3 separate regions of the Homo sapiens genome follow, and regions 1 and 2 are each linked to region 3. A link is a loop called in an ENCODE intact Hi-C map of the cell type or tissue named here. Cell type or tissue: heart right ventricle. All regions are shown on one strand. Links, peaks and the distances in the headings refer to the core of each region. The heading gives the core; the rest is flanking DNA. Region 1 overlaps CACNB2 (calcium voltage-gated channel auxiliary subunit beta 2). Region 2 overlaps CACNB2 (calcium voltage-gated channel auxiliary subunit beta 2). Region 3 has its middle 14 kb from the start of TMEM236.

The links. Peaks named below come from ENCODE experiments on the same cell type or tissue, not always from the same donor. Only the 100,000 strongest peaks of a DNase experiment are listed, where the experiment ranks them.
Region 1: a loop joins it to region 3, with 3 times the contacts of the local background. A loop is called at or near these places in 23 of 110 quality-filtered maps.
Region 2: a loop joins it to region 3, with 3.0 times the contacts of the local background. A loop is called at or near these places in 14 of 110 quality-filtered maps.

The regions. Positions count from the first base shown.
Region 1 is chr10:18,209,227-18,219,988 of GRCh38, forward strand. All of the region lies in intron 2 of CACNB2 (calcium voltage-gated channel auxiliary subunit beta 2), which reads left to right. Among named protein-coding and RNA genes, the nearest start is that of CACNB2-AS2, 47 kb to the right of the region's middle. In heart right ventricle, for the core only: CTCF peaks have their summits at 5,935 and 7,465 (motif pointing left); a DNase peak (open chromatin) is centred at 5,935.
Region 2 is chr10:18,233,541-18,244,302 of GRCh38, forward strand. All of the region lies in intron 2 of CACNB2 (calcium voltage-gated channel auxiliary subunit beta 2), which reads left to right. Among named protein-coding and RNA genes, the nearest start is that of CACNB2-AS2, 23 kb to the right of the region's middle. In heart right ventricle, for the core only: a CTCF peak has its summit at 5,551 (motif pointing left); no DNase peak of the experiment used is centred there; H3K27ac peaks cover 1,772 bases.
Region 3 is chr10:17,733,202-17,743,963 of GRCh38, forward strand. No RefSeq gene overlaps it. Among named protein-coding and RNA genes, the nearest start is that of TMEM236, 14 kb to the right of the region's middle. RefSeq lists a silencer at 1,386-1,586. In heart right ventricle, for the core only: CTCF peaks have their summits at 4,361 (motif pointing right) and 4,564; DNase peaks (open chromatin) are centred at 2,168 and 4,070; H3K27ac peaks cover 3,114 bases.

The DNA of each region.
Region 1 (10,762 bases), core at 1,293-9,292, 480 kb after region 3:
TGCCTTAGGCAAACAATGGTTTGACGGCAACATCACCTGCATGGAGCACTGAGTTTATTATTTTTATTTTTTTGATAGATGGATATGTTTCTCCAGGGGCTTTCTGCTTTAAGTTACAAATGGTTATTAAATTTTCAAGAAAGGTATTCTCTTAACTCTCAAAGTCTGTCTATTTTTAGACTTTTGCAGCAGGAAATAGAAGTAAGGATGTGCTTTTCCAGATGTTTCCAGCTTGCTTTTTCGTCAGCTGTGTGGTTCTACAACTTGATACTTATATTTGGAATAATTCTGAGCTGTATTACACAGGCAATGAAGGGGTCTGTTTGAAAATTTGTAAACAGGTTATTTTTTCACTTATAATTAAATATGTGTTGCTGGTTTGGGAAGAATTGACTATATTAGCTATTGATTTTTTTTTATATGTAGCATACCCAAACTTGATGTTTTGAACATTTTCATGTTTTAAGTAGTGCCGACAAATTTGCTTTTAGGGCACCATAATATGGTCTTTTTTGACTTTAGAAATTAGTATTTCTAAAATTATTGATTGTCTTGAGTCATTTACATGTTGAATATTTCTCTGGACAGGTTTAATAGGACAAACCAAACGTAGTCCAAAAAATAAAATTCTTTCAAGACCTATATATTTTCGTAAAGATAAAATACTAGTTCAGATAGTTTGTCATTGACAAACTACCAAAAGCTCCTTGGTGGATGTCTAGATTTTGAAATGGATAGGAGAAAGAAAAGGATGTATTTCTGAATACTACTGGGCCCTTAAGACTAATTTTTCAGAGAATCTTTGCTAAGGTTGAGAAGAGGTCTCCTTTTGAGTTACAGGAGGAGGGAATGTCATATCCCCGTTTGAAAGTGAACAGCTCTTCCTAGCCATGCCACATTTCCAGTGGTTCCACTTGGGAGCGTGGCAGGACAGAGTTGATACCTGCCAGGTGAGTAATGAGGCTTTTAGATTGCATGAAAATACATTCGTGGTGGTGGCTATAGTCAATCTTAAGCCAATCTAAGTGTGTGGAAGAGAAAACGCAGCTCCAGAATGGAGAGAAATGTATATACATGCAGGTACACGTGTGTGTAGGTATACATATAACAATTTTAGAGTAGTTATAAATGGTATGATAATTCATTGAGATTAGAAACTGCATACCACTCTTTATATAACTGTCTTTGAACAAAGGTGAAGAATGGTTTTTTTTCCCATAGGCCTTAGAAGCTGGTGGGGGTTGGGGTGTGGTATGAATCTGTAGAGGCGATAAATAGAATGTCGTAGTTAAGAACCCAGGGATTAGGGAGAAGACCTGGTTGGATTGCTGGTTCTGCCACTCTCCACCTGTATAACGCTGAGTTATATTTATTTGTCTTTCTAAGTCTCAGTTTCCTTATCTGAAAATTGGTTACAATAAAGGACTCTACCTCCTAGATTTATTGTTAGCATCAAATATAGTAACATTAATGTGTCTTTAATTATTACAGACCCCAAATCTGTAAGTAACTCAAGGAATGTTTCCTCTCAACCTGTCTCATCATTGAGATCAAGGAACTTAAATGCTTTTAAGTAAATGTAAAATATGTATAATATATTGCATGCACATTATGGAAAGTGGAGTGGTAGTTGATAAGCGTATGGCTTTTGGACTCAGAATATGAGTACAGGGATTATGCATTTACCATTTCTTATCTGCATGCCTTCAGACAAGTTTCTCAGCCTTTGTAAATTCCTGCTTCCTCGTGTATACATGGACACCATTGGAGTAGCTACTTTGTAGAATTGCTGTGAAGATTAAATGAGAGCATCTGAAGCACTGAGCATGAAGCTTTGCTCATGGGAAGACCTCCATGACTATTAGCTATTATTTTTGCTGTTGATGTTGTAAACAGACTTGGAGGCGGAGGGCTATGCAGTAAGTTGATTTGAAGGAGAGCAGTAGAGGGTGAGAGAAACAGAGGGGTAGAGAAAGAGGAAGATGGAAAAGAGAAAGCCGGGTACTCAGTAAGTAGGTTTTGAAGTGCAGGGTCACCGTGTTTGTGACACTAGGCTTGGACATTGCCATTGTCTAGGAAACTAGTCTTTGAAATGCATAATTCCCCATTCTTTATTTAATCATTTATGAGTAAGTAGCTTGACTGGTTCTATTTTTAAATATTTATCATTCAACTTTTAAGATATACAAAAAGGCTCAAAGAATAATAAAGTAAAGCATTACATACCTATCACCCAGCTTCATGAGCTGGGTTTGTTTTTATTGCCAATAGAGTTGCTTCCCTTTGTGTAGCACTCTTTCCTACTTGCAGACTACCTTAAATTTCTTAAACCAGTTCTGTGAGTTTTAAAATATTTTTATTATACACGTGTATCTCTTTAAGCAATGTATAGTACTGAGTATTCTTAGATGTTTTCCTGTAAGATGTATTTACAGGGTTCAGATTTATATAAATAGCGGAATACTGTAGTGTGCTGCTCACACCTCTCTTGCTGCTAAACCTGATGGTTGTAATTTATCAGTAATGTTACACATGGAGCAGTTCATTCATTTTCATGCAGTAGAGTATTCCGTGGCGTGAATGCGACACAATTCACTTATCACATTTTCTGCTGACAGATATTTATTTACGTGGTTTCTTTTTTTTTTTCTCCCCATTACCAACAATGACATTATAAATATGCAGGTGCATTAGTTCTGGTACAAACGTGCAGACGTTTCTCTAGGGCAGTGCTTTCTCAATCTTTTCTGAATTATGACATATGTAGAAAATAATATTTTCAGGGTGTTCACAGCTGTATCAACAGGCCCAAATCCTCCAGGCCTCAGGTGTTTGTACAGCTGAATAGATTGATATCTCAGGCACACCTACAACTCAGTCAATCAGTGGGGAAGTTCTGCTTAAGGCCGACCTTGGAGTGGAATGGCTTAGTTGTACGGTGTGCATATTTTTACCTTTACTCAATATTGCACTTCTCCAAAATCATGGTGCCATTTTTACATCTCAACCAGCAGCATCTGAGTTCTCATTCCCCCACATTTTATGAACTCTTGGAAATATTTTACTTTCACCATTTTGTCAGTCTGATCCTCTTCTGCTTTTATACCTTGACTTGATACCTTTTGCCATATATTGTGTTTTTTTGCTTTTTATATTGATTTGTAGAAGATATTTTTATATACTTACTGTAATCCTTTGTCAGTTTTATGTGTTGCAAATATCTACCCCCAGTCTATGAGTTGGTTTTCCACTGCATTTTCATGAATATGAGTACCAAGTTGTGATGTTGTCAACTTGAACCATTTTTTCCTTTGTTTTCCATTTCTCATCTTGTAAGAAATATTCTTTTATATTTACTGCTAATATTTTTTTAAATGTTTGCTTATTTTTGTTTGTAATATGAAGGAGGAATCTAATTTTAAGTTTTCTATTTGGATAAGGAATTATTCCAGGGTCGTTTATAAAATGTTTTTTACCCCACCACAGATCTGCAAGTGCAACCCTGTCATATATGGAACAGCTATTTGTTAAGTTTATTTATCAGAATTAAACATAAATCAGAATAAATAAAAACGTAAAACCTGGAATCCCCCCTTCTGCCCATAAAACAATTACAAATCACCAGATTAAAAGAAGACTTGGGTTCTGAGCCAAACTGGAAGTGAGAGCCCTGGCAATAGTTAATTATGATATATGACCTCGGATCAAATGTGTTAGACTTTTTGCCTTTGAGCACTGGTTTAAGTTTCTCTGCCTTGTGGGTTTGTGAGGAAGCACATAAAGGATGTAAGGGAATAGAGGATCCCATCTCTACAGATAATCATCTGGCCTCATGCAACCAGCATGCCACTTGTTGGAGAAGTGTGTTCAAAACTCATTTCTGGTTCGTGCACCTGTGGCCCTTGGCGGCAGGTCCTGTAACACACAGCCTGACCACTGATACAGAGGAGGCCCCTGGGACTGCTTTCCTTATAAGGGTCCTGCGCCTTGGTAGAATTTAGATTTGGAGTTGCAGAGACTCAACTCAGGAAAGCAAGTCTTTAACCTCTTTGACCTTGGTTTTCTCACGTGTTAAGCTCAGGACGTGGAACCGGTGATTTCTCATGCCTTTGATTTTTAAGAGTATGTGGAATAGAATTGTGCATAACTGTGAATCACAGTCACTGTAGAACCACAGGGCTGGCTGGTAGCTTTCGGAATCTGTTAGTGGCTTTCTCTTTGCTCTTTGAAAGATTGGTGCTGTTCCATTTCATGATGCCAGAAAGTCATGTTGGGAATTGGTGTTAATTTTTCTGGGCTCAAAAAATCCTGTTTCTTGACTATTTTTCCTACTTCTTTCCATAATGTGAGCTATTCTGCAAACCAAAGCACTTTAGTAAAACTCTCTACTACTAGAAATGTGTTTAACATTATTGGTGTGTTTTCAACAATACACATCAAACTTTGAGAGCCACTCTTGTGAGTGAAATTGCTGTGGAGTATGGAGTGAGAAGTTATTCTTTGATCTATTTTAGGCTACTTGCAAAGAAATATAATAGAATGGCTAGAAGAGCCATCTCTGGAGTCAGGACAGAGTATCTGTGGCCAAGAATTAGCAGGATGACCCTGTAGAAGTTATTCACATAACTGAATTTTTAATGAGATAATGCATGTAAACTACTAAGTTTTAGATGGTATAGTATCTGATCAGTATACGGTAGCTACTTATTATTTGAATATGTTCTCTAATTCCTGATTGATTTGTATTTATTAAAGATTATTCTACAGATTCAACTTGTGCTGATGTCTTTCCACTGGCTACAGAAGATTCCCAGTTTACTTCACGTATCTGAAAAAAAGAATTTCTTATTTAAATTTACCCCTACACAACTGGAGGCAGGGGGGCAGTGTGTGGGAAAGGTGAATTTTTATAGAAGTATAAGTTCTTCTGAAAGGGACCCAAGCTAAAGTTTCCACGACAGGGTTTCAAATTCATTTTTTAAAACGGGGGCAGCACATCCCGGTTCTGATTTGGAAACAAGCATTGCTGCCTGGAATGGATTAAAAACAGAAGATCTCTACTTCTGCATCCATTTGTACCTTACACAGGGATGCTTTTAAAAATATTTAACAACTGTGACTGGGTGCAGTGGCTCACGCCTGTAATCGCAGCACTTTGAGAGGCCGAGGCAGGAGTATCACTTGAGGTCAGAAGTTCGAGACCAGCCTGGCCAACATGGTGGAACCCCATCTTTACCAAAAATATAAAAAATTAGCCGAGTGTGGTGGCATGTGCCTGTAATCCCAGCTACTCAGGTGGCTGAGGCAGGAGAATCGCTTGAACCCAGGAGGCAGAGCTTGCAGTGAGCCGAGATAGCACCACTGCATTACAGCCTGGGCAATGGAGTGAGACTCCATCTCAAAAAAAAAAAAAAAAAAAAAAAAAAAAATTAACAACTGTATGGCGTGGCAACAGCTGGTCGGGGAGGTTGCCTACCATTGCCCTGTTGGAACAGATTTGTAACTCCTTTAATTGTAGGATCCTGGTGAGAGTTTGGGGCCGTTGATGTAATAGGACACATTTGGGGGCTTGTAGCAGTGGCTGTTTGTGAATTAGCAGGGAAGCATTTTGGTGTGGCAACAACTGGGATGGCTGTGCCTGTGTGTACTGGCTGAATGTCCCTGTGTCATGTCCACGCCAGGGATTTTTTGCCCAGTTTGTCATAGAAGGAAGGTAGAATGTAATGCTTATGCTCACGATAAGAGTAATACGAATTATTTACATGGATTTAGTTTTTTAGAAAATTATTGGCTAAAAATCATTGGGTCTTATTGGTTGTAAAGTGCTGAACCCACTGTGCAAAAATCAAGACACTTAGAATACAAGAAATACTGAGACTTTTTCCCTTCACGGAGATTCCCAGTATGGTATTCATGGGGGCAGTGACATCTAGCGTTCCCTCCCAAGATAGCAGGCACTCTGAATGAAGACAGTGTGTTTATTTCACAAGTAGCCTACAAACTCAGTTATTTCATCCAGGGCCTGAATTTTACCATTTTTGAAAGTACGTCACATTCATCTAAGTGAGGGGGCCTGGTTTGTTCCAAATTTTCATGACCATCGGAGCGGGTCTGACGGTGAGACCAGACATTTTGCTTGTATTTCTGGTTCAGCTCCAGCTAGGGCTGAACTCAGGGGGCCCCCTGGAAATGGGGCATTTCTGGGACCAATCTGAGGATTTGCAAAGAATTTTAAGTAAGCACAAAACTTTTGATTAAAAAGGAGGGCACAAACTGAAGCCCAGCCTTTGTTTCTAACACACTTTGACAAAATGGTCATTTTGAATTAGATATGATTAGAAACCTCTTAAGAAATAAAAATGAAAACTCGCCAAACTCTTTTATGGCTATGCATGTTCTGTCCTTTGCTGCTCTGTGTCAGATAATTTTTCTTATACTTGGGATGTCCTGAATATGTATTTTATTTGTGCTTTTTGATGAGCACAGCACTAAGGAAATAAGCGAGGTGAAGAATTTAAGAAAGCAGACGGATCTTTTTAGGAGGCTATAAATTTTCCGCGTCCCTCCACTGCCCACTCCCAAGGCCATGTTGATGTTTAAGAGAAGCCTGTGGTCTGGTTTTTCAGTCTCGTGTTGGTGCCAAGTCAGTGCTTTCATTGTTTCTTACTGAGATCGGGTCTAGATGCTCTGTGAACAATTGTGCTTATGGTTATGTAGACTTTTAGAATCCTTGGTGATTGTCATTCTATAATTCTCTCCTGTTATTTTAATTTAAAGTAAGTCTTGAGGCCAGGTGTGGTGGCTCATGCCTGTAATCCCAGCACTTTGAGAGGCCGAGGCGGGTGGATCACCTAAGGTCAGGAGTTTGAGACCAGCCTGACCAACATGGTGAAACCCCGTCTCAACTAAAAAAAAAAAAAAATAGCCAAATGTGTTGGTGCATACCTGTAATCCTAGCTACTTGGGAGGCCAAGGCAGGAGAATTGCTTGAACCTGGGAGGTGGTGGTTGCAGTGAGCCAAGATTACACCATTGCATTCCAGCCTGGGCAAAAAGAGCAAAACTCCATCTCAAAAATAGCAATAATAAATAATAAAAAATAAACTAAGTCTTGAATGCTTCTCTGAGATTCTTGAGTATAAGCACTATCTGGTAAAGTCCATCAAAAGAAGAGCATCTCTGTGGATCCCTTGAGCCCCTTTAGTCTTAAGCAAACCAAAAAGCTACATGGTGATTATTATGAGTGGACATATCCCACGTAAGCATGTACAACAGTCTTAACACCTGATTTCATTAGATATGGCAGTAATACAGCTCTAGAATGACTCTATTTCGGTGGTTTATAGACACTTAGTTTTTGTAAAACACTTGTTTTTCTTTCTTTGTTTTTCAGTGATAGCTTGTGCAGAAGAACATAAATGCAAAGCTTGTTCATTGAGACTGGAGAGAGGAAGGCCAGAGTGCCATCTGCTGGCTCCTTCCCATTCTCTCATAACCCCTCATGGCTTTTAAAAAATCCATTATGTGAAATTCAGCTATTCCTTAATCTCTCCAAATTCCAAAACAGAGGTCTCATGAAAAATTCCTTAAAAGCAAGCATAAATAAATACATTGAGTTATACATTTCTGCCCAGGTCATAGGACCAATGACAACCTACATGTGAGACCAGGTCAGAATGGAAGTGCTATAAGTATCTTATTTAACCAGTTCATTTATTTGGGTCAAGTTGAACTATTTTCTAGCAATAACCCAGAGATCCTTTCTAGGATATAAATAGAACCTTTTTATTCATTTATCTTTTCATACGTTTATTGAATAAATATTTACTTCACCTCTGCTCTAGGCAGGCATATGAGATGCATTGGTGAGCAAATATTTCTTGGGACCCTGTGTGCACCCCAGGAAATCCCCTTCCCACATGGGGCTTCCATTTTGGTTGGTAGATAAAGCTATAAACAAATACTATAAATAAGTCGGCTGTGCAAGCTGGCTCACACCTGTAATCCCAGCACTTTGGGAGGCCGAGGCTGGTGGATCACCTGAGGTCAGGAGTTCGAGACCAGTCTGGCCAACATGGTAAAACCCCATCTCTCCTGAAAATACAAAAATTAACCAGGCAGAGTGGTGTGCGCCTATAGACCCAGTAACTCGGTAGGCTGAGGCAGGAGAATCACTTGAATCCAGGAGGCAGAGGTTGCAGTGAGCCAAGATCGTGCCGCTGTACTCCAGCCTGGGCGACAGAGTGAGACTCCATCTCAAAATAAAGAAAGGAAAATAAAATAAACAAGTCAATTGTTTAGTATGGCAAAATTGTATAAATGTTATAGAAAAAAAGAAAATGGAGATGAGCATAAGGGAAGTCAGAGTGTGTATTTCCATCTTAAGCAGGGAGGTCAAGATGGTCCTCACTGACAGAGTGACATTTGAGCAAAACTTGATGTGAGAAAATAATCACATGCTTATCTAGGAGAACATTCCAAGCAGAGAGAACAGCCATTGCGAAGGCCTAAAGACCATGTGACTGGTGTGTTCAGATATACCAAGGCCAGTGTAGCTGGAGCAGAAAGAGGGAAGGAGGAGAGGTGGGAAGGGGAACCAGGCCAGTTCATGCACTAAAATATGTCTTGTGACCCTGTCTCCACCCCAGGAAATGCTTGCCCCTGCGTTACCCTTGGTAGCCTTTTCTTGGTTGAGATGGTGGTGCATGCTTTAGTTTCTCAGTAAGAATTTCACACTACTAGGAAGAGCCCCTTGTGTCTTCGGTATAATACTGGGTCATGACTGATATGCTCTTCATTCCCTGTATTATATTTTGCAGGACATTCTAAAGGTTTGGGGGAGAACTGAATTCTAACAGATGGTGCACACTGCTGTTGTGATCACAAAGGCCTGAGGCAGACCACTTCAGTCTAACATGTCATTACCAATTTAATAGAAATATTTCTTGTTGGACTAGTCTCTAACAAATGTACATTGTTTGTGAGAATTGGTCTTACTGAATTCTGAAGGTATTTTTGTCCTTACTGGAGTGACAGCATAATATTTTGACAAATCAATTCAATTAAACAACCTACTGATTAAGTCAGACAGACGAACTGATTTGTTTTCCAGATTATTGATTGCCATCACTGAATTCCATACAATTTATTTGACATAGTAAGAGTATAGATTGTTCACAATCTAGATCCCAAGAGACATTAAATGTTCTTGGTTATAACATTTTTATTCTGTAGATAAGAAAATGGAGGCCCAGAGATCTGTATGAATGTGTATGTGTAGCACTGCCATTCAATTAGCTGTGTGTGTGCATGTGTGTGCATGTAGGTACCTTATGTGTCTGTCTGAAATTTATCTGCTATTCAAAATACTTCTGGGCAGGGCACAGTGGCTCATGCCTGTAACCCCAGTACTTTTGGGTGGATCATGAGGTCAGGAGATTGAGACCATCCTGGCTAACACAGTGAAACCCCGTCTCTACTAAAAGTACAAAAACTTAGCCAGGCATGGTGGCACGTGCCTGTAGTCCCAGCTACTTGGGAGGCTGAGGCAGGATCACTTGAACTCTGGAGGCACAAGCTGCAGTGAGCCAAGATCATACCACTGCACCCCAGCCTGGGTGACAGAATGAGACTCCATCTCAAAAAAAAGTACTTCTGGCCAAGCACAGTGGCTCACGCCTGTAATCCCAACACTTTGGTAGGCTGAAGCAGAAGGATCTCTTGAGCCCAGGAGTTTAAGACCGGCCTGGGCAACATGGAGAAACCCTGTCTCTACAAAAAAATTTAAAAATTAGCCAGGTGTAATGGTGTGCACCTGTGGTCCTGGCTGCTTCAGAGGCTGAAGTAGGAGGATTGCTTGAGCCTGGGAGGTCGAGGCTCCAGTGAACCATGATCATGCCATTGCATTCCAACCTGGGCAACAGAGCAAGACCCTGTCTCAAAGACACAAAAAATACTTCTACCTCCAGAATTCGGAATGGTATTTTTCCATTCTTGTCACAAGTGAATTTCAAAGATTTGCTGGTTATAACATGTTCCTTTTTTTGCCTCAAATATTAAATGACTCAGCAGTCATTGTTCTCTGAGGGTGGGGAATGAAGTGATTTGAGCTGGTGATGAAAAATAGGAGAGAACCAGATGACCTGATAATTCAGTTTCCATGTGCTGCTGGCAAAGACATTTGACCTTCTGAGAAAAGTCAGCCTCCAAAGACTAAATATTGTTAATTTTTAAATATAGTTCTAGAGAATTCTTTTCCTAATCCTTTTACTGTAGTCCTGTTAATGCCTATAGCCCTGGGACAAGTTGTCCAGCACCAGAAGTGGACTTGCACAGAGGAACATATTAGTAATTTCCATCTGGCTCTGTACATGACTTGTAGATTAAACAGCCAATTGGGGCCTCCTTTAGAATACAAAAACTTGGGGAAATTCAACTGTTATATATTCTAGTCATTTTTTACACTTATAATTCCCTCAACTTCAATAGCTTCCAACTGTTATTCATCTTATCTCTGGCTTTCTGGCTTTTCTCTGGCAAATCTTTCATTTTTTTTTTTTTTTGAGACAGAGTCTCACTCTGTCACCCAGGCTCAAGTGCTGAGGCACAGTCTCAGCTCACTGCAGCCTCCACCTCCCGAGTTGAAGCAGTTCTCCGCCTCAAGCTTCCCGAGTAGCTGGGACAGATGCCCGCCACCATGCCTGGCTAATTTTTGTATTTTTAATAGAGATGGGGTTTCTTCCTGTTGGCCAGGCTGGTCACGA
Region 2 (10,762 bases), core at 1,461-9,460, 500 kb after region 3:
ACTGCGCTGAGAATTACAGATTGGGGTTTGATCGCAAGCTCTGCCAAAGCTGTGAATTGAAGCAAATCACATCAGCACTTTGAACATCTTTGTTGTTCGAAGAGCCAAGCAAATATTGAATATTGAGTGCTAGTAGGTAGGTATTGTGCTGGGTGCATTGTCTGTCTGAACTTTTATCAGCAGGCATCTTTCAAGCTCCCGCTGAGTGTGAATAAAGTACTAGGCTAGGTAGTGTGGGGCACAAAAGAATAAAAAATAAGATCCCCGCTCCCAAGAGCTTATTTATCAACACACGAATAGCCTCTTTTAGGAGGGTCAGCCAGTGTCTGAGCCGTGTAGAGAAAGGTCACGGTCACTGAGTGCTCAGTCAACTGAAATCCCTCAAATCTCCAGTATGTTCCTGCTCAGAGCATAGGCGTCCCCTACTGTTGCAAACCTAAGACTGCAATCCAATAAAGGAGACCAGCAATTCCAGTTCCTGATGGTACTTAGACATACCAGATACTGGGACAGGCAGGGCTGGGCAGTGGGCCAGCAGCTGCAAGGTTATGTCCTGGCGTTAGAGGCTGGTTCATGACTGAGACACGTTCTCTCACTAGGGGAGACACAGGCTCTTCCACCTTGGTCCGAGGCTGTCGGGGAACATGGCTGGGGTCTTCGTCTCTGATGTGCTTTGTGCTGAATGGAGGTGTCTGGGTCACTTTTCTTATTTAAGATATCTTAAAATGAGAATAGAGAAAGCAGTTTTGGTAGGAATGGAAAAAGATGTAGCCACTGCAGAAAACAGTATGGCAGTTCCTCAGCATATTAAGCATAAAATTACCATGTGATCAGCAATTCCACTTTTGGGTATACACCCAAGAGAACTGAAAGCAGGGACCGAGAGAGAGATTTGTACAGCCATAACCTAGCAGCATTATTCACAATAGCCAAAAAGATGGAGGCAACCCAACTGTCCATCAGCAAATGAAAGATGAGCAAATCGTGGTCTGTACATACATGGAATAATTTTCAGCTTTAGGAAGGTATTTCTCACACATGAAGACATTATGTGAAGTGAAACAAGCCAGTCACAAAAAGGACAAATATGGCTTGATTCCATTTACTTGAGGTACGTAGAGAAGACAAATACGTAGAAATAGAAGGTAGAATGGTGGTTCCCAGGGAATGGAGAGAACGGAGGAAGATGAATGATTGTTCCATGAGTACGGAGTTCAGTTTGGGATGCTGAAAAGTCCTGGAGATGGATGGTGGTGATGATTGCACTATGATGTGAATGCACTTAATGCCACTGAGCTGCACACTTAAAAATAGTTAAAAGGGCCGGGCGCGGTGACTCACGCCTGTAATCCCAGCACTTTGGGAGGCTGAGGCGGGCAGATCACGAGGTCAGGAGATCGAGACCATCCTGGCTAACACGGTGAAACCCCGTCTCTACTAAAAATATAAAAAATTAGCCAGGTGTGGTGGCGGGCGCCTGTAGTCCCAGCTACTCAGGAGGCTGAGGCAGGAGAATGGCATGAACCCGGGAGGCGGAGCTTGCAGTGAGCCGGGATCACGCCACTGCACTCCAGCCTGGGCGACAGAGCGAGACTCTGTCTCAAAAAAAAAAAAAAAAACAGTTAAAAGGAGCTGGGCGCAGTGGCTTATGCCTGTAATCCCAGCACTTTGGGAGGCTGGGGCAGGAGGATCGCTGGAGACTGGGCATTCAGAACCAGCCTGGGCAATGTAGCAAGACCCAGTCCCTATAAAAAATAATCTAAAAAAATTAGCCAGGCACAGCAGTGCATGCTTGTAGTCTCAGCTACTCAGGAGGCTGAGGCAGGAGGATCCCTTGATCCTAGAAGGTTAAGGCTGCAGTGAGCTATGATCACACCACTGCACTCCAGCCTGGGAGACAAAGCAAGACCCTGTCTCTAAATTTTTTAAATTAAAAAGATAGTTAAAGTGGTACATTGTAGGTTATGTATATTTAGCAATAATAATAATAAAACAACACAGTTTCCTTTTCCAAGAGACAGAAGGGGTCTGTTTGGTTAAATGAAAAGGACGTGGTACAAAGTGGTTGAGAGTAGTTGCTGTTCAGGCTCGGGGCTGCTGCTGCTCTCTGTCTGCCAACAGCCAAAGGCAAGTCGGTTGGAGCAAACTGACTGGTCTTGGCTCTGCCTCAGAGCTGCCCTAGAGCTTTGACTGTATGAGGAAGAGGGGCAATGAGGTTTTGGTTGGTTAGATATTACAGCAGCCACGGAGGTATGGTTTGGATTTGTGTCCCCACCCAAATCTCATGTGGGATTGTAATCCCCATGTTGGAGGAGGGGGCTGGTGGGATGGGATTAGATCGTAGGGGCAGATTTCCCCCTTGCTGTTCTCATGATAGTGAGTGAGTGATTTCTCACAAGACCTGGTTGTTTAAAAGTGAGTGGCACCTCCCCTTAAACTCTCTTCCTCTTGCTCCAGCCATGTAACATGGCTGTTTTCCCTTCTGCCATGATTGTAAATTTCCTGAGGCATATTCATCCATGTTTCCTGTACAGCCTGTGGAACCGTGAGCCAATTAAACCTCTTTCCTTTATAAATTAGCCAGTCTCAGGTATTTCTTTCTAGCAGTGTGAGAACAGACTAATAAACAGGACTTCTGATCCTGTGGCTCCAGTGTGACTGCAGCCTGATTAGGACCCCACACCTGGCTGATGCCGTTCTGTCACTCTGTCTACTTACAAGCAGAGACATTCGCCATTGGTTAAAACCAAACACAGAGGCACGATCGGCTGCTACAGTACCACCTAGTCTCCAAAATGGCAGGAAAGGGCGCAAGCCCACAGTATGGACATCTCTGTATTGATGGGAGATCACAAATCCATAAAAAACAGGTGAGGTAGAGAGAAAAAGAAGGAAATTCTGCAGGTGCCTACAGCTTCCCATTACATGTCTTGGACAATCTTATCTTAGTTGTATTTCCAGAGCCCCTCAGTAGGCCCCCCAAGAGCAAGGGGCCACCTTCTGCAGAAACTTAAATGCCAATTGTTGGTATTAGCCAAAGTGGAGAAAGAGAATGAAACTTACTGGTTTGAGATCAAGCTATTGCCAAATAGACATATCATACCAGAAGACATGTGTTTGTGTTATTAAAAAAAGTAGTTCCCCCAAAATGACAGTCTCTGCCTCATAATCTACCTGCCATTTACCCCTACCTGCCACTCCCTGAAGCCATCGGTAACCTTGGAAATGCTTGCATCAGTGATCCAAGTGTGGATCTCCCTACCCCCACCCTTTCTTATTCAGAACTTTGCAGTCTGAGCCTCCTCTCGGCTAAGGATCTCCTTTGGGGGACTGTTTCAATCTGACATCCTGGCTTATCTATAGGGAATATGCTAGGAAGCTGGGGATATTCCAGAATTAAACTGCAGAGAATTATGTTCATTCATGGGCCTGTAGTACTATGCACCAGGCGAAGTGCCAAGCAAGGCAAGTGCAAACATGGAAAATAGAAAGAAAGAGGCTCTGCTTACCCAGGGATCTCAAAGGCGAAAGGGTGAGTGCATTGCAATTGCCTCCAATGTGGTCAGTGTTATTGTAGGGTAAATGCATAGAGGTAGCAACCTACTCTTGGGGTCTGGAGTAGGAATAGAAAAAGGTGGTGTTCTGGGTTGAATTGTGTTCCCCCAGAAAGTATGTTGAGGTCATAATCCCCAGTACTTATGAATGTAATCTTATTTAGAAATAAAGAGGTTTTAAAGATATCATCAAATTAAGATTAGATTTTACTCAATTAGGGTTGCCTCAAATCCAGTATGACTGATGATGTCCTTATAAGAAGAGAAAACCAAGACACAGATACACAGAGAGAAAAGATGGTCATCCAAAGGTGGAGGCAGAGATGGGGCAGATGCATCTACAAGCCAAGGAATGTCAAGGACTGCTGGCAACCTCAGAGGCTAAGAGAATGGTGTAGAACAAGTTCTCCCCTAGAGCCTCAGAAATGGCATGGCCTTGCCAACACCTTGATTTTGAATGTCTAGCCTCCAGAACTGGAGAGAGTGTATTTCCATTGCTTTCAGCCACCTATCCTATGGTGCATAGCTGTGGCAGCCCCAGGAAACAAATGCAGATGGTATCATTTGAACTTGATCTTGACGTTGGAATGGTTCTTCAGGTGCATCAACAAAGACAGGAAGAGATAGGGGCTAGAGAAGGACAAGAGCTGTTCAGAAAGCAGCTTTGATTCAGTGTGATATACCCAACAGGGGTAATGGTATGCACCAGTGTACCGCAATATACCATAGATGGAGTTGAGTTGTGTTCTGGAATGATGGTAGAAAGGTAGGCAGGAATTAGCCCAGACAGGGGATCTTTTGCTATGCTAACAAGGCTGGACTTTGTTCACTGAGGGTTTCATGGCTGAAGGATTGTAAAGGCTCCCATAGCCTCACTCATTCTGCTCCCCACTCTCTCTCTGTAGCGTGGAGCATATCCTAGTTTGGACCTCATGTTGTCTTGCTCTCTAGAGTTCTTCCAGATGGAAGGTTGGGCCAGATGTAGACTGACTTTAGGATGGGAACTATGAAGGCTCTTTTCTGAAACATCTCTCCCGCTTGCATTTGGCATGTGGTTTTATAACTCCCCATGTCCACCCCAGACATAACCTTATGATTGGCATATAATGTACTCGAATCCAAACCATGATTAAAGTCTGTTTTGTTTTGCAAATTCTTGGCACTGTTTTGTGAAACTCTTCCAGTTCTAGCCTGGTCCTCTCTTAATAAAACCAAAGCTTTTGATAGCAAGTATTCCAAGGTTGCCTTACTCGCGTGCCCTGATTCTGTACTGATGAAAGCCATCGTTTTGAGATTTACCTTGGTTCCATTTTCCAATTCTTATTTTCTTATCAGAAACACACTTCATTCTTTTCATTTTTCTCATTATATGATTAATGATTTTCCAAATCATTTCTGATTAATATGTTTTCCATCCAATGTGAACCTAAAAATAAGGAAAAATCTCAATCCAACATAAGGGACTACTTGCTACACATTCTTAAAGGATTATTTTAAATCTTTTGAGCTTCTAAGTTGCTTTAAATAGTATAACATGAATGAGTTGACTGCCAAGGAGTATGGGATTGTAGTGATTCAAAATTTCTTCGTGATCACTCTAAGAATGACTTCTTATTTGCCAGAGTAGCTTCATTCAGATAATAGTAATTATAACAGTGCTACAGTTTTAAAAAACAATGTGGAAAATTACTACAGGAAGATGCTGGAGGCCTGAGTGGGAGCCCATCTCTGCCTTTAACTAACACAACCGTAAACCATTCAACTATTTTTGGCTTCAGTTTCCAGAAAATGAAAAAAGACCTGATTCGATTATTTCTAAACTCCTACAATTGTGAAGTCACGAATTTGCTTTTTAATTACAGAGGCGATGTGAACCCTGAAGGAGTGTTTTAAGATTTGATGGCAGCTGGAACCCAAATGCTTTCAGGAAGATTTGAATCTTGCAAAAATCTTTTCAGTGGGGGCAGTATTCTTTAGCAAAGTTTGCCATCTAGTGGCCACCAGGACTAAATGGGGCTTTGCTTAAAGTGTTGAACAAAAGACTCCTTGACTAAGTTTATTTATTTTTAATTTTTTTATTTTTATATATTTAGCAGGTACAAGTACAGTTTTGTTACACGGATATATTGTGTAGTGGGCAAGTCTAGGCTTTTAGTGTAACCATCCCCCGAATAGCGTGCATTATACCAGTTAGGTCATTTCTCATCCCTAACCTCCCTCCCACCTTTCCGAGTCTCCAGTGTCTATTATTCCACTTTATGGGTCCATGCGTACACACTGTTTAGCTCCCACTTAGTATTTGACTTTCTGTTTCTGAGTTATTTCACTTAAGACAATGGCCTCCAGTTCCATCCATGTCACTGCAAGAGACATGATTTCATTCTTTTTAAGGGTTGGGTAGTATTCCCTGGTGTGCGTATATGTGTGCATGTGTAAGTAGATATATACACCCCACACATTTTGTTTATCCAGTCATACATTGATGGACACTTAGGTTGATTCCATATCTTTGCTATTGTGAATAGTGCTGCAATAAATATACAAGTGCAAGTATCTTTTGTATGTAATAGACCTTATCTAAGTTTCATAGACAGTTGAGTACAATTATATTAATTAAGTTTTGAAGAATTGAGTCAACTTTAAAAGTAGAGAAGTGTTCTAAATACCAGTTAATCATGGATCTTAGTTCTTCTAGATTTTCTTTATAGTTTCTAGATCACCCTCCCCAGCTCCAAAGATTATAAAGCACTAAATGCTTTTATTTGTTTCAAATAAGAGCTTGTGAAATCCAAGTCCTGGAATTACATATCAAGGAATATGTATATTACCTGATCTTTACTGATGACTTTGGATTCTCATGTCTTCTCATATCTGATAAGGCAGATAGCTGCCTCTCTGCCTTATCAGCTGTAACAATCTCACATGACTTTTGGGTAGCTTCATATTTAAAAACTTTTTTAAAAATCTTCAGTATGGCAACTTATGTACTATTTTTGTAAAAATATTGAATAACTGGAATAATAGAAATGGTTCACGCTTTGAACTAGCATAACAAAAACTATGAGTATTCTGTTGACATTAGAGAAATGCCTAAAAACACATTCTCCTTGACATTTTGTTCCATCCCACTTGGACTCTCTCTTGAACAATATTATTCTACAATCCAAATAACATGTTGCAAAACAATCGCAGAGTGACTCAAATCGCTAAACATCTTTTCTTCCTGTATAAAACTTGACAAAAGCTTTGATTAAAGTCTCATGCAGGTTGTGGATTCGGTTCCAAGCAGCGTGGTATGTGATGGCGTACTCAAAACTAGTCTGGCTCAACTGTACAGTTTTATAATTTGCCTGCAGGGAGATATTGAGAAAGTGGAACGTGTAACCAGGTCGCTCACTATTAATCTTTTAGCTGGGGAAAGAACAAATCCAACTTCTTTCTTGACATCTCCTCTTGGTTTTCTCAAAAACACCTCAGACTCAACACATCCAAAATTGAAACTTGCGATCTTGTCTCCCCATATCCTGGCACATTTCTACTGTTTCAGCAAAAGCCATTTCTGTCTAACTGGTTACGCAAACCAGTAACCTCAGAGTCATTCTCGATGACCTTCCTCTCCCTCGGATGCAGAACCAGTCTGTCACCCAGTCCTTTGGTCTCATCATTAAGAATCCTGAGCAGATGCCTCCTTCCCTTTTCTCCCCCATCCTGCCTGCCTACTCAAAGCCAACACCCCCTCTGCCTGCCCATGGCATTGGTCAGTGGCCTCCACTCTGCCCTCTCTCGCTCTTGTTTCCCACGTGGCACTTACTCAGAGTAATCTTTTCCCAGTGAAAAGAAAAACACAGAAGATGTTGCCATAATGAGTTTTACAATGCCACTTAGGACAAACCTGCCTCCTGTTCTGTTCACGGTTATCCCTCTGCTCAGCGAGATAAATGCATACCTGATTGCCTCCTTTGGAAAGGCTGATCAGAAACTCAAAAACATGCAACCATTTGTCTCTGAGTTGTCCTGCCTTTCCAGACTAAACTCGTGTTCATCTTACATATATTGATTGATGTCTTGTGTCTCCCTAAAATGTGTAAAACCAAGCTGTGCCCTGACCCCACCTTGGGCACATGTCACCAGGACCTCCTAAGGCTGTGTCATGGGCACACATCCTTAACTTTGGCCAAATAAACTTCTTAAATTGACTGAAAAAAGATAAATAAATAAAATGCATTAAAGAGACTACATTTAAGTGGTGAAAAAGTGCTTGCTTTTGTGCTTTTGACTTTGTTCCATTAAAGATGCAGGTGACCTACAGGGAGGGAACATCACACACTGGGGCCTGTCACGAGGTGGGAGGCTAGGGGAGGGATAGCATTAGGAGAAATACCTAATGTAGATGACGGGTTGATGGGTGCAGCAAACCACCATGGCATATGTATACCTATGTAAGAAACCTGCATGTTATGTACATGTACCCCAGAACTTGAAGTATATTAAAAAAAAAAGATACATACAGGTGACCTATAAAGAGGTACATGGGAAACAAAAGTAAAAAATTAACCATGAATACAAAAATGAGACAAGGGGAAAGAAATGTAAAAACTAAAAGGATTTTGAAGTCAACCTGGGCAATTTAGATTATATTTTAATTATTTTTATTTATATCTATATTTACTGACCTTTTTTTGAACTTTTAATCTTTATAGTCTGCTGAAAAGCCAGAGAAATGACTTCTGGAATATTTGTACAAATAGTAAGTGTCAGCTAAAATGAGCTTCTACGTCATGTAATATTTTGAAAGAGAAGAATTGTAAGTGGATTGATCATCTTGGTTATATTCAAGTCACAATAAACAAAATATTCAAATAACAATAACTATTCAATTACGTATATAGTCAACCACCAATTTTATATTTATTTCAATATTCAAATTCTAGTACATAGTCAAGTAACAAAAGAGAAGGATACATTTTTTAGAATGCATGTATATATGTATATATGTGTGTGTATATATATGTATACATGTGTGTGTGTGTGTATATATATATATACACACAATAAGACACTTAAGAAAATGAATGTCCTATTATAAATTGAACTCTCAACTGGCTTTCAATTTATGTAATATATATAAAAATATAAAACAATAGTGCAAAAATTATTTAACAAACAATATAAAAATTGCATTGGGATAACTAGTTAAGTACTTAAAGAATTAGGCCCACACCTTGTGTCAAAACCAATTAGAGAGTTAAATGGAATATACTTGAGTAGAGAGTTGGATATAAAACAAATCATAATTAGAATAAATGTGTTGATTTATTAGAACGATGAAAAGGTTGAAAGGTCTTTCTTAGTTTTGATGTAATAAAAATATTCACAAAGCAGCACATACTGTTATTTTAAAATAGTAAACTGCATTACAAGAAAATAAGTTGAAAAGGTATGTTGGGAAAATATTTGAAGCAAATATATAAATGAAGAATCAAAACATCACATAAACAGTTTCTACAAATTGGTAAGGCTGCAGCAATGTGAAAACTGATTTCAGAAGTGTCTGTATTAGAAGTACAATTAAAAGTAGAGAAATTTTAAAGAAAACATGCAAAAAGTTGGCCGGGCGCAGTGGCTCATGCCTGTAATCCCAGCACTTTGGGAGGCTGAGGCAGGTGGATCACGAGGTCAGGAGATTGAGACCATCCTGGCTAACACAGTGAAACCCCGTCTCTACTAAAAATGCAAAAAAAAAAAAACCAAAAAAACAAAAAAACATTAGCCGGGCATGGTGGTGGGCACCTGTAGTCCCAGCTATTCGGGAGGCTGAGTCAGGAGAATGGCATGAACCCGGGAGGCGGAGCTTGCAGTGAGCCGAGATTGCGCCACTGCACTCCAGCCTGGGCGACAGAGCAAGACTGTCTCAAAAAAAAAAAACAAAAAAAAGAAAACATGCAAAAAGTCTTGAACATATATTGAGATAAAGACTAAATTTTATTTGATACTTTCTAAGTTGTCAATATTGTTATATTTTCAATAAAATTAATAAAACAAATGTATGAAACATCCTGGTAGATATTAAAAGAGACTATTTTAGAATCTACAGGACTAGTAATACACAAAGTCCCTAAATTTTAACAGCATTCTAGATATACTGTTGTATTAAATTTGATCAAGAATAAATACAAAGTTCCCATTAACACATTTATTCAAGGTAAGGGGAAATAAAGGTGATTCATAGGAGTCCTGGGTAGGCCCAGGTAAGTTGGAGAATTTTGTGTTTAAGGGTAGGGTCACCCTGGCTGTTTACAGGGATCATGCTCACGACTATGGAAACAAGGAGAATGGTGAAAGAGACTCAACTCAAGACAACATGGCAGAGTTTAAGAGTGCTGTGGCTTGGATGTAGTTCGTGCCTCCCAAAACTCATGTTGAAATTTGATTCCCAATGAGGTAACGTTGGGAGCTGGGGCCTAGTGGGTGGTGTTTGGTTCATGAGGACAGATTTCTTATGAATAGATTAATGCCCTTCCTCGGGGATGAGTGAGTTCTCACTGTCTTGGGAATAGGTTAGTTCCTGCAAGAGCAGGATGGTTAAGAAGAGTCTGGCTCCTCAATTTCTCTCTCTTGCTTTTCCTCTTGGCACATGATTTCTACACACACCTGATCCCCTTCCGGCTGCTGAGTGGAAGCAGCCTGAGGCCCTCACCAGATACAGCTGCCCAATTTTGGACTTTCCAACCACCAGAATCATGAGCCAAATAAACCTCTTTTCTTTATAAATAACCCAGCCTCAAGTATTCAGTTATAGCCATGGCAAATGGACTAAGACAGGGAACAACGAGAGCTTTGGTATCTGAGAGTGCTGAGTTGGAAACCTAGCTATGTCTCTTTACTCTTAGAACCCTGTTTCTTCCATCGTGCAACTGAGCTACCACTAACTGTAGTGCTGCATTGCTGGGGAGAACTAATAATGCAATGTGGCAAGGAAGATGTTGCTGGCTTTTATTTAACAGCACTCAATCAATCAGGTGATGCCAGGCCTGCTTCTCCATAGTGCAGTGTCTTTGATATTTACTGCAATGATGTTGGCTATAATTCTGTTACATGATAAAAGAGATTTCAAGAGTTTTAAAAACCCCATCAAAAAAAGAGTTCATTCTGGAACCACAGATGTCTGGTTTCTTTGCTGAGATTCATATAGAGTAAGATCATTGAAT
Region 3 (10,762 bases), core at 1,300-9,299:
GGACGGTGGCCAAGATCGAAGCCTGAGAAGAGGTTTAGGAGGTCAAGGAGATCATCTTGTCACCACTCTTTTGCCTGACCCAGGGGATATTTGAAGCATTGCCTCCTGCTTTAAAGAGAGGGTGGATCTAAGACCTCACTGTTCATTTGGACTGTTGAGCACTTGGAATGGGCTGGTGCAATTGAGGGACTGAATTTTAAATCTGATTTCATTTGAATTAATTTAAACTTAAAAACCAGCAGTGTAAGCTATTTCATAAGCTGTTTTGGTGGGACTATATTTCATGGTAACCATTGCATCCATAGAATAGTATGGTAGTGTATGTATTTTTCACTGTTTTTTAATATGGGTGCTAGAAAATTTAACATTCCACACATGGTTGATGTTCTGTTTCTCCTGGACAGTACTGGACTGTGGCTTCTAGGACCTGGTCATGATTCTAAAGAATGTGTCTGTGGCAGACAGACTCTGGAGTGTGTCCCCATGAGCCCTTCCTTGTGACGTTCAGACCCTTATTTAATTCCCTTTCTTTGAGTATGGGCAGGACATGTGTCTTGCTGAAAACCAATAGACTATGGCAAATGCGATGGGCCATCACTCCTTGCTGACATTACGTCATGCTTTTGCCGGCAGGCTGAGCTTGGAAGCAGACCCTTCCCAAGACGAGCCTCCAGAGGAGAACCCAGCCCTGGCCAACACTTTGATCGCAGCCTTGAAGAGGACTCAGCTAAGCCCTGTCCAGATTCCTGGCCCACAGAAACTGTGAGATAATCAGTGTAGGTGGTTTTAAGCCACTAAATGTGTAGTAATTTGTTATGCAGCAATAGAAAACACGTGGCCCGGAAGGGTTGGGGCACATGGAGAACTATGGAAATCCAGCAAAAGGACGGTGCAGGATGGGAGGAGGGTGAGGACCGAAAAACTACCCATTAGATACTGTGCTCACCACCCAGGTGATGAAATAATGTACACCAAACCCCTGACACAATTTACTCATGTAACAAAACTGCATATGTACTCCCAAACCTAAAATAGTTGGGAGGAAGGCTGGGCATGGTGGCTCACGCCTGGAATCCCAGCAGTTTGGCAGGCCGAAGCGGGAGGATCACCTGAGGCCAGGAGTTCAAGACCAGCTTGGCCAACATGGTGAAACCCCGACACTACTAAAAATACAAAAATTAGCCGGGTGCAGTGGTGCACACCTGTAATCCCAGCTACTCGGGAGGCTAAGGCAGGAGAATCTCTTGAACTCAGGAGGTGGACGTTGCAGTGAGCCAAGATCACACCACTGTACTCCAGCATGAGTGACAGAGCAAGACTCCATCTCAAAACAAAACAAAAAAATGTTGGGAGGTGATAAAAAGGTAATCTAGCCAAAGGGAAATCTGCTGATGAGAGTGAATCTTAGTTGGTGTCACTTAAGTATCCTGGTCCCGTGAATAAGCTGTTTCTCAGATGCTGACTGATGCGGCTTTGGTGCTGATTAGCTGACTGTCCTTGGTGATGATTACTTTCATCCTACGTTGGTCTGCTTCAGGGAGAGGAAGTTCAGGTCCATCTGATTTTTGAAGGTAGACTCATTGTTTGTGAGAGTTAAGTGGCTGAGTCCAGGCCACTGGGGCATGGTTGAAGTTGGCCTTATCCTACTGCTTGCAGTGTGTTGGTGGTAGTTTTAATTAAATGTGCCATGGAACAGATTGGGCCCCAGCCTCTGTCAGACAGATTAATCATAGTGGCTGACGGATCGGCGTATGCATGGAAAAATTTGCCAAAAACTTAATGATGTAGAAGCGAAAGGTAGAAATGGTTGGGAGATAATCCTCCATAGTTCTTGCACATCTTGCAAGCAGAGAAAATGACAGTGCTTTTTCTAGGCCGTCTTTTCCAGGATATTTGTATGGCACACAACCTTGGGAGATACACATAGCGTCTCCTTCTGGAGCAAGGGACAGGTTTGTTTACATCCTTGGAAGATGGAGTTAGTGTCTCTCTTTAGAGCAAAGCGCAGGCAGGCTGACCGTGATGAAAGACTGAGAGATGGAGCTCAGGGCTCCTGTTTTGTTCTGCAGCTCACTGCCTTTGCCCTTGTCACTTGCCCTTCTTATCTTCCCTGTGCTTGAGGAACTGGCACAGGAAATGATACTCTGGCTCCTGCTAACGCTGTGAGTAGCGTAGTTCTTTGTCTTGGAGCCATGCCTCTGTGCCTTCTGTCAGCATTCCGGGAACTGTGGCCGGCTGACTTTTCAGCTTGCCTTCATAGGTCTTGACAGTTGTGTTGGATAGTAATAATAAAGTCAAAAAGTCGTTTCTTGTGGAACAAAAGTTAATCCACTTATGACTAAACCTTTCCCAGAATAGGGGTGGAAGCCCATGTTTTTTCATTCCCTAGGGTCAGGGGCAGGGATTTTTGTTTTGTCGGATAAAATTATTCCCATTGATTTATAAAATATGTGTATCAACAAGCAGATCTTCCTAGGAGTGAGCTGATCACACCTTTCGCAGCGGCTTACTGAATTCACCTTTTCTAGGCCTCAGTCTTATCTCTAAAATGAGAAAATTGGCTGGCTATGGTGGCTCGTGCCTGTAATCGCAGCACTTTGGGAGGCTGAGGCGGTGGATCGCCTGAGGTCAGGAGTTCAAGACCAGCCTGGCCAATGTGGTGAAACCCTGCCTATACTAAAAAAAAAAAAAAAAAAAAAATACAGAAATTAGCCAGGCATGGTGGTGCGTGCCTATAATCCCAGCTATTCAGGAGGCTGAGGCAGAAGAATTGCTTGAACCTGGGCGGCGAAGGTTGCAGTGAGCCAAGATCATGCCATTGCACTCCAGCCTGGGCAACAAGAGTGAAACTCCATCTCAAAAATAAATAAATAAATAAATATTTAAATAAATAAAATAAAATGAAAAAATTATATCTCTCTTAAAGGCCCTTCCAGCTACAGTGGCTCCAGGTGATGTGAAAAATACCATCCCTTTATTTATTCAACATGCTCTTATCTTGTCCTTACTATGGGACAGGCACCAGTCTAAGTGCTTTTCAAATAACTCATTGAAACTAGGATGATACTAATAACCCCCTGCCATAGGTGAGGAGACTGAGGCACAGAGAGATTAATTATTTGCCCAAGTTCATCCAGCAGGTGGCATAGCTGGGGTACAAACCTAGGCAACCTTTGTGCTTGTGTCCGCCATGGTGTGCTGTCTCCCATCTTGTCACTGAACAATTGATTCAGTCTCTGCTGTGTGGGAAGCCCCTCCTGAGAATGCTGGAGGCCACAGGGGAGAATGAATCAGGTCCTTGTTCTCCAGGGTCTTGCACTAATGGAGAATTTTGTATTTTTCTCTCTCCATGTGTGTGTGCGTGTCCCACAGGAGGACTCCAGATTAAGCATTTGCATGTAAGAATGTCTCATTAGAATGTGGAAGTCTACATTAAGTGTAGGTTAAAGAATTGGTTCCAGGTTTTTAGTTTGCTTATTTAAGATTGTTTAAATAAACCTTAGCGTTCTAACCTGATGGTAGTAAACTAGGTCAGACTTCTGCGGGGAACTATAGAGACATACTTGGTCCAAAGTTCTACCTATTCAATACCTAAGATTAATAAAATTGTGTATAGAAATTTAAGTAGTTATGCTGAATCACATCCCTTAAAAATGGTTTTTGTCAACCCTAATCCCCTTCATGTGTGTAAATTTAAGCTTCTCGCAGAAAATAATGGAATCTTTATTATCTGCTATTACACCAGGAGCAATCATTTTTGCAATATTCACTTTATAAATGTTGAGTGGGTGGCCAGTTCCACTTCACCGTATGCAAGCTGGGTCTCCAGAGCCCTGGAGAATCACACTCAGGAGCTTCAGGGGACAGGCTTTTCTGAAAGAACTACTTACTGAAGGCCAAGGGAACAGACACCCTCAACTGTCACCACCCTGGGCCCAAAGGAGCAAGCGTTCAGCGGCAAGTGTGTACAGTGATTGCTGGGCCTAGGAGGAGGGATGGACTGACAGAGCTGAAACTGGCACAGTGAGTGGGAAAGAGGGACAAGGGAATCAACACCCTCGCTTCTCCTGCTGCCCTTTGGCCTCCTGCCAGTCCTCTCACTGGCCAAACCCAACTCGAATACAGAGTGATGGGGAAATATTGAGGACAGGGAGAGAAGTGGAGGAGAGCCAGCATGCTGGAGACATACTCAATTGAAGCAGGCATTGTCTAGCTCACCACCTGCAAAAACATTAAATTTTTCCTCTGGCAGTTATATTACCATGCCTATTATTTTATGAAAACCCAAAACATGTTCTAGGTTCTTTCGAGTTAATTTGCTGTGTACATTGCTAAGAATTTACATAAAGTACTGAATTTAAATTATCAGTAGGTGGCGCTGCTGAGATTGACTCTTGAAAAATCCAAATTAGCCATTTAACGGAAGATGATCTAGACTTCAGACAGATTATTTGGGAAAAAACATAACGCTGCAGGACAGTTCATTTATGATTCACTGTTTTCTCATGACATCTGGAATGCACCGATTTTTACAATTTTATTTCCTTAATATGTGGACCATTCTGGGTTTTCTCAACAATTAAAGAGCAGGGGCTGATGTTTCTCCGCAGAATTAGAAGGATGGTCATGCTATAGGCCGTATGCTAGACAAGGGGTAGCTGTTGCCTTTATGTCTTAATTTTCTGTTAGAGATTCACATAATGAATTATAATGTGGATCAAGATTTTTAAAATGGTTCAATTTGAATTTTCCGGAGAAGAGAATTAGATGCAGGGAACTTCAGAGCCACGTCTTCTGAAAGCATCAGAAGTGAGCCCCTGAGGGGCCATTTTCCTAGCAACCCTCAAGAAATAGAGTACTGCAGGCCTTTACCAATAGAAATAGGCCCATAAAAATCCGGGAGTTGTGAAATGTTTAACCTGACATATGGATTTTAAAGATGCCCAAGTCCTCTATTTTCCAAACGACATCAGAGGGGTACTTGGTAAAATACAGATTCCCAGGCCTTTTGCCTGCAGATTCTGATTGAGTCAATCTGGGATGGGACTGGAAAGCTATAATTAGCAGGTGCCTCCCCACCCCCGCAGGAGTCCTTAGGTCACACTAGTTTGGGAAACACTGATACTATGCAGCCTCCTCCTTTCCAACAAGTGTCTTCACCTACTTGGTGTAAAGCTTCACAGACATTCTGAGGTCACAATTACCTTTGAAAATTGAGGAAAGCTAGGGACCCTTTCACTAGAAAAATACTCCTGCCCAGAGGTTTACGTATAATTTCAGGTGTTTCAGGGACCCTTTAGAACTCTTTTTTTTTTTTTTTCAGACGGACTCTCGCTGTATCACCCAGGCTGGAGTGCAGTGACACGATCTCGGCTCACTGCAACCTCTGCCTCCTAGGTTCAAGAGATTCTCCTGCCTCAGCCTCCTGAGTAGCTGGGATTATAGGTGCCCACCACCATGCCTTGATATTTTTTTTTTTTTTTGTAATTTTAGTAAAGATGGAGTTTTGCCGTGTTGGCCAGGGTGGTCTCAAACTCCTGACCTCAGGTGATCTGCCCGCCTCCCAAAGTGCTGGGATTACAGGCATGAGCCACCACACCCGGCCTAGAACTCTTTTCTGTAGCCTTTCTTATGAACCTCTATCCTAGAGTTGGTTTAAAACTCTCCAGCCTAGATTTCAAGGCTTCCCCTAATCTTGCCCCATCCTACCAGTTGAGCCTCTTGTCTCATTATTCCCATGATAGCCAGGAGCTGTGAAGAGGAACCAGTTATATTCCAAGTCAAAATCAAAGGAACCTCTGTGCTTTCCTTTAAGCATATACGAGTCCTTTGCAATAGAGTGGAGTCTGTTAAGGAAACACACTAGGCAGGATTTTGTAGATTGTGGTCATTGGCATCTTCCAGGGAGAAAAAAGATGATAAAAGTCACTGGTGATCTGCCAAGGCAGACGTTTCACTTCGCTTTCTTCTCTTCCCAAGGACACAGTGTCTGATTTGTAGAGCATCATTTTGGGCCCTGTCATGGCACAGCAGAAGTCATTCTTACAACCCCCTGGTGAGCCACAGGGGCTTACTTCAGACTCCACCAGAGTCTTGCTGAAATATCTGTTAGCATCAGTAGGCTTGGATCCTACCAGCAATTAGAGTTGTCCAGTCACTCAAAAAAATTTTTGTTTTTTTAAAAGAGACAGGGTCTTGCCATGTTGCCCAGGCTGGTCTTGAACTCCTAGGCTCAAGTGATCCTCCCACCTCAGCCTCTTAAGTAGCTGAGCCTATAGGGGCACACCACCATACCCGGCTCCCAGTCATCCAAATATTTTAAATTATTGAGACTAGTAGGTTTATTACTAGCCTGAATCAATCCATCAACAGTCTGATGCTGGCCTTGTACTGTAAGTCCAAAGTATTATTGTTATTACAGAGGAGGGTCATATAGATTAATTTAAATACCTTAAGTCAGATCATACATAAATGTTGAAAATAGAAGTCATACCTGGGCCACTACCTCTTTGGTGGTGATTTAAACCATTACATTTTGTTTACTTCTGTACTTACGATGATGACTAGGTGTTTACATTAAATTGGCTTATCCATGCTTAAATAATATAGGAACAAAAAATATACTCAAATGGCAAGATACAGTTTTAAAAAATATACATGCAAACAGTTTAAAAGTGTAACTAATTGTTGGTATGTATGATGTTTTCATTTAATTCCCATTGTTTCATTTTAACAATGATATAAAGGTCAAAATAGAATTTAGCAGATGTTTAACCACTAGAAGGATCTAACATTGAGTAAGTGGACAGAAAACAGTTAACTGAGCAGGCTGGACTGCTGTCTTTTGAAAGGCCTGTTTACAAAGTTGGCCCTTGGCTGGCGTCTGGGAACTTAAATTTCGGGAGGGTTCCCACAATTCCCAGAATTGATAAGAGTGGCTCACTGTGCCTAAATGATTTGCGTCAATGATGTGGTTTATGCTGAACACCTGCTTGCCTTCTGGGAGTCTGGAAGTTTGGTGGGTTCCAGGCAGAATGTGCCTTGGCGACCAGCGCCCCGTAAAAACCATGGGCACCGAGTCACTGAGGAGCTTTCCTGGTGGCAACATTTCATGTGTTGTCATGGCCCATTGCTGCGGGAACTCAACAGGTCCTGTTTGACTCAACTGGGAGAGGACTTGTGCAAACTGGTACCCTGTTTCCCATGGACTTCATCACCTGTGCCATTTCCCTTTGCTGATTTTCCTTCAAGTTCTTTCAGTGTAAAAAATCATAGCCCTGAGTACAATCATATCTGACTCCTGTGATTCCTACACATTTATTGAAACGGGTGGTGGTCTTGGGATTCCCCCAACACAAGATACTGTCACCACCTTTAAGGAAGTAAAATGAATAAGAGAAATATGCATGTGAAACTATAGCACAAGGTTAGAATGTAAGTATGATAAGAAGAAATAGGGACCAATACTGCTTGCAGCTGGGTAATTAGATCTGGTCTTTGGTTATCTCAGTGTTTTGTAGCAAATTTAGTGTATTTCCATTAGGACCTTTGAAAGAATCCAGCTAGACTAGTGTTGAATGAAATTTATGGGAGGCCATTATTTTGATCTAGGCTCCCAGCAGATCAGACTAAACCCAAATGCAGTCACCAGTTGAAAGTTGAAAGTGCCATGTCATCAAATTGAACTTTGAGAAGTTTTCCAAACACCTGGAGATTTATAGCAGCCAATCAGAAGGGGCCCAGTGTACCTGAGCCAACATGCTAAGGAGGCCCCCTCTGATGTAAACTTATAAAGTAATTATTAAAAGACCATATCTGCTATTCGTTTCTTATTTCTGCTCTCTTCAGCCCTTTTCTGTCTATACAGCCAGTCTCTTCTGCTCTACTCGTCAAGGTTTTTATACTATTTTATAGAATGAGATGCTGTCCTGATTCATGAATTGCAATAAATGTCTGCTCAATTTTTAAATGAATTTTATTGTAATTTATTTTTTTTTGAGACGGGATCTCACTCTATTGCCCAGACTGGAATACAGTGGCATGATCATAGTTCACTGCAGCCTTGACCTCCTGGGCTTAATCAATCCTCCCACCTCAGCATCCTGAGTAGCTGGGCTACAGGCGTGTACCACCACGTGTGGCCAGTTTTTGATATTCTGTGGAGATGGAGTCTCACCATGTTGCCCAGGCTGGTCTTGAACTCGTGTGCTCAACCTGGAGGTTCAGGTAAAATTTCCTGAATAACAACTGGCCCATTCTCTGTGCTTAAACTATTAAAAAACAAACAAACAAACAAACAAAATTAGACTCATGCCTATAGTCCTAGCATTTTGGGAGGTTGAGGTGGGAGCATCACTTGAAGATAGGAGTTTGAGACCAGCCTGGGCAATATGGCGAGACCCTGTATCTACTAAATAAAAATTAGGCAGGAGGTGGCTAAGGTGGTGATATGCACCACCTAAGTCCCAGTTACTTAAGAGGCTGAGGTGGGAGGATGACTTGAGCCCAGGATTTCAAGGCTGCAGTGAGCTAGGATTGCACTACTACACTCCAGCCTGGCAACAGAGTGAGACCTTGTCTCAAAAAAAAATTGGTGCCCAGTCACGGTGGCTCACATCTGTAATCCCAGCACTTAGGGAGGGTGAGGCAGGCAGATCACCTGAGGTCAAGAGTTCAAGACCAGACTGGCTAACATGGTGAGACCCTGTTTCTATTAAAAATACAAAAAAATTAGCCGGGCATGGTGGCGGGCGCCTGTAATCCCAGCTACTTGGGAGGCTGAGGCAGGAGAATTGCTTGAACCCAGGAGGCGGAGGTTGCAGTGAGCCCAGACCGTACCATTGCACTCTAGCCTGGGCAAGAAAAACGAAACTCCGTCTCAAGGAAAAAAAATTGGTAAAAATTCCTGCTGTCAAGAAACTTACATTTCAGTTTGAGGGAGACAGGCAAGTAACATAAAAGTAAAATATTATGTTAGATAGTGTTACATGATAAAAATGAGGCAGAAAGAGGGATAGGAAGCTGGGGGAGTTGATGAAATTTTAGATAAATTATCTCATGAGAAGATGTCACTTAAGACCTGAAGAACGGGAGGCGGTTGGCTTTTTGGATATCTCTGGGGAGTTTTCCAGGCCAAGAGAATAACAGGGCAAAGTCTAACAGAAGCCTTTATGCTTGGTGTGTTTGAAGAATATTGAGGAGGACAAGGAGAGAGGAAATTTAGTCAGAGAGAGAGGTGGTAGGGGAGAGATCGTGGAAGGCCTGGAAAATTATGGTGAAGCCTAGGGCTTTGATCTAAGTGGCTTTTGAGATGAGCTCTGACGTACCTCACTAAATATCAAACTAAATGAGCCAAATTTACATAGTTCAAGATGGCGTATGATCCTCCACAAGACTCACAACTTAATAGCCTAAATTTTAAAAAGGAATAATTAAGGTTGGAAGATTTCAAGCCTATAATATCTTTTAAAATATCAACTCAAGGCCAGGCACATTGGCTCACACCTGCAATCCCAGCACTTTGGGAGGCCGAGGCAGGCAGATCACTTGAGGTCAGGAGTTTGAGACCAGCCTGGCCAACATGGTGAAACCCCGTCTCTACTAAAAATACAAAATTAGTCGGGCATGGTGGTGCATGCCTATAATCCCAGCTATTCGGGAGGTTGAGGCAGGAGAATCGCTTGAACCCCGGAGTTAGAGGTTGCAGTCAGCCGAGATCGCGCCACCGCACTCCAGTCTGGACAACAGAGTGAAACCGTGTCCCAAAAAAATACATACGTATATGTGGGTATCAACTCAAAAATTGTGATGAAAACAGAACAAAACCAAACCTGCGCCACCCAGTGGAGTAAGGAAGCACTGCATACAGGCAGATCACTCAGAATTTTTTTTTTTTTTTTTTCTTGAGACGGATTTTTGCTCTTTTTGCCCAGGCTGGAGTGCAATGGCGCGATCTTGGCTCACCACTCCCGACCTCAGGTGATCCGCCCGCCTTGGCCTCCCAAAATGCTGGAATTACAGGCATGAGCCACCGCACCCGGCTAGAAATTTTAACTTTTATCTACAGTGATCACATTAACTGCACAATTATCATTTTTGCTTACTTTGTGAATATATGGTGGGCAGGACTACTAATAGTTATTTTAAGATATTTTAAGTTACGTACGGAAGAATTGGAGAGTTGCAAACTTATTAAGTCCTCAACAGTGAAGATGTGGGAAATTTAGTTTAAAGCATCCTTGTGAACTTTGGGATGAATTTATGCTAATTGATTAGGCCTGAACCTACATTTTTGTCTGTTTAAATTTGTTACTCTGGAATACCAAAAGGCTAACTTGTTTTAGTCCCTTGAAAAATAAAATTTGAGAATTGTTGCAAACAGTGAAGGGACTTCCTTTTTTCCTTTAATACAGTTTTTTAAAAATTTCTAGCTCATTTACACATTACCACACACACAATTTGTGTGATGACTACATAGTGGAGTCGGAAATTTTAATTCACTTTCTTTCCCTTTTAAGATCTGGGAAATTTTAATGGAATGACATTTTAAGGGAGCATAATTTTTTTTTTAAGTAAGGATTTCCTATACATTTTGTTAATTTCAAGAACAGAGTCGGCCAGGCGTGGTGGCTCACACCTGTAATCCCAGCACTTTGGGAGGCCCAGGAGGGCAGATCACAAGGTCAGGAGATCGAGACCATCCTGGCTAACACGGTGAAACCCCGTCTCTACTAAAAATACAAAAATTTAGCTGGGCTTGGTG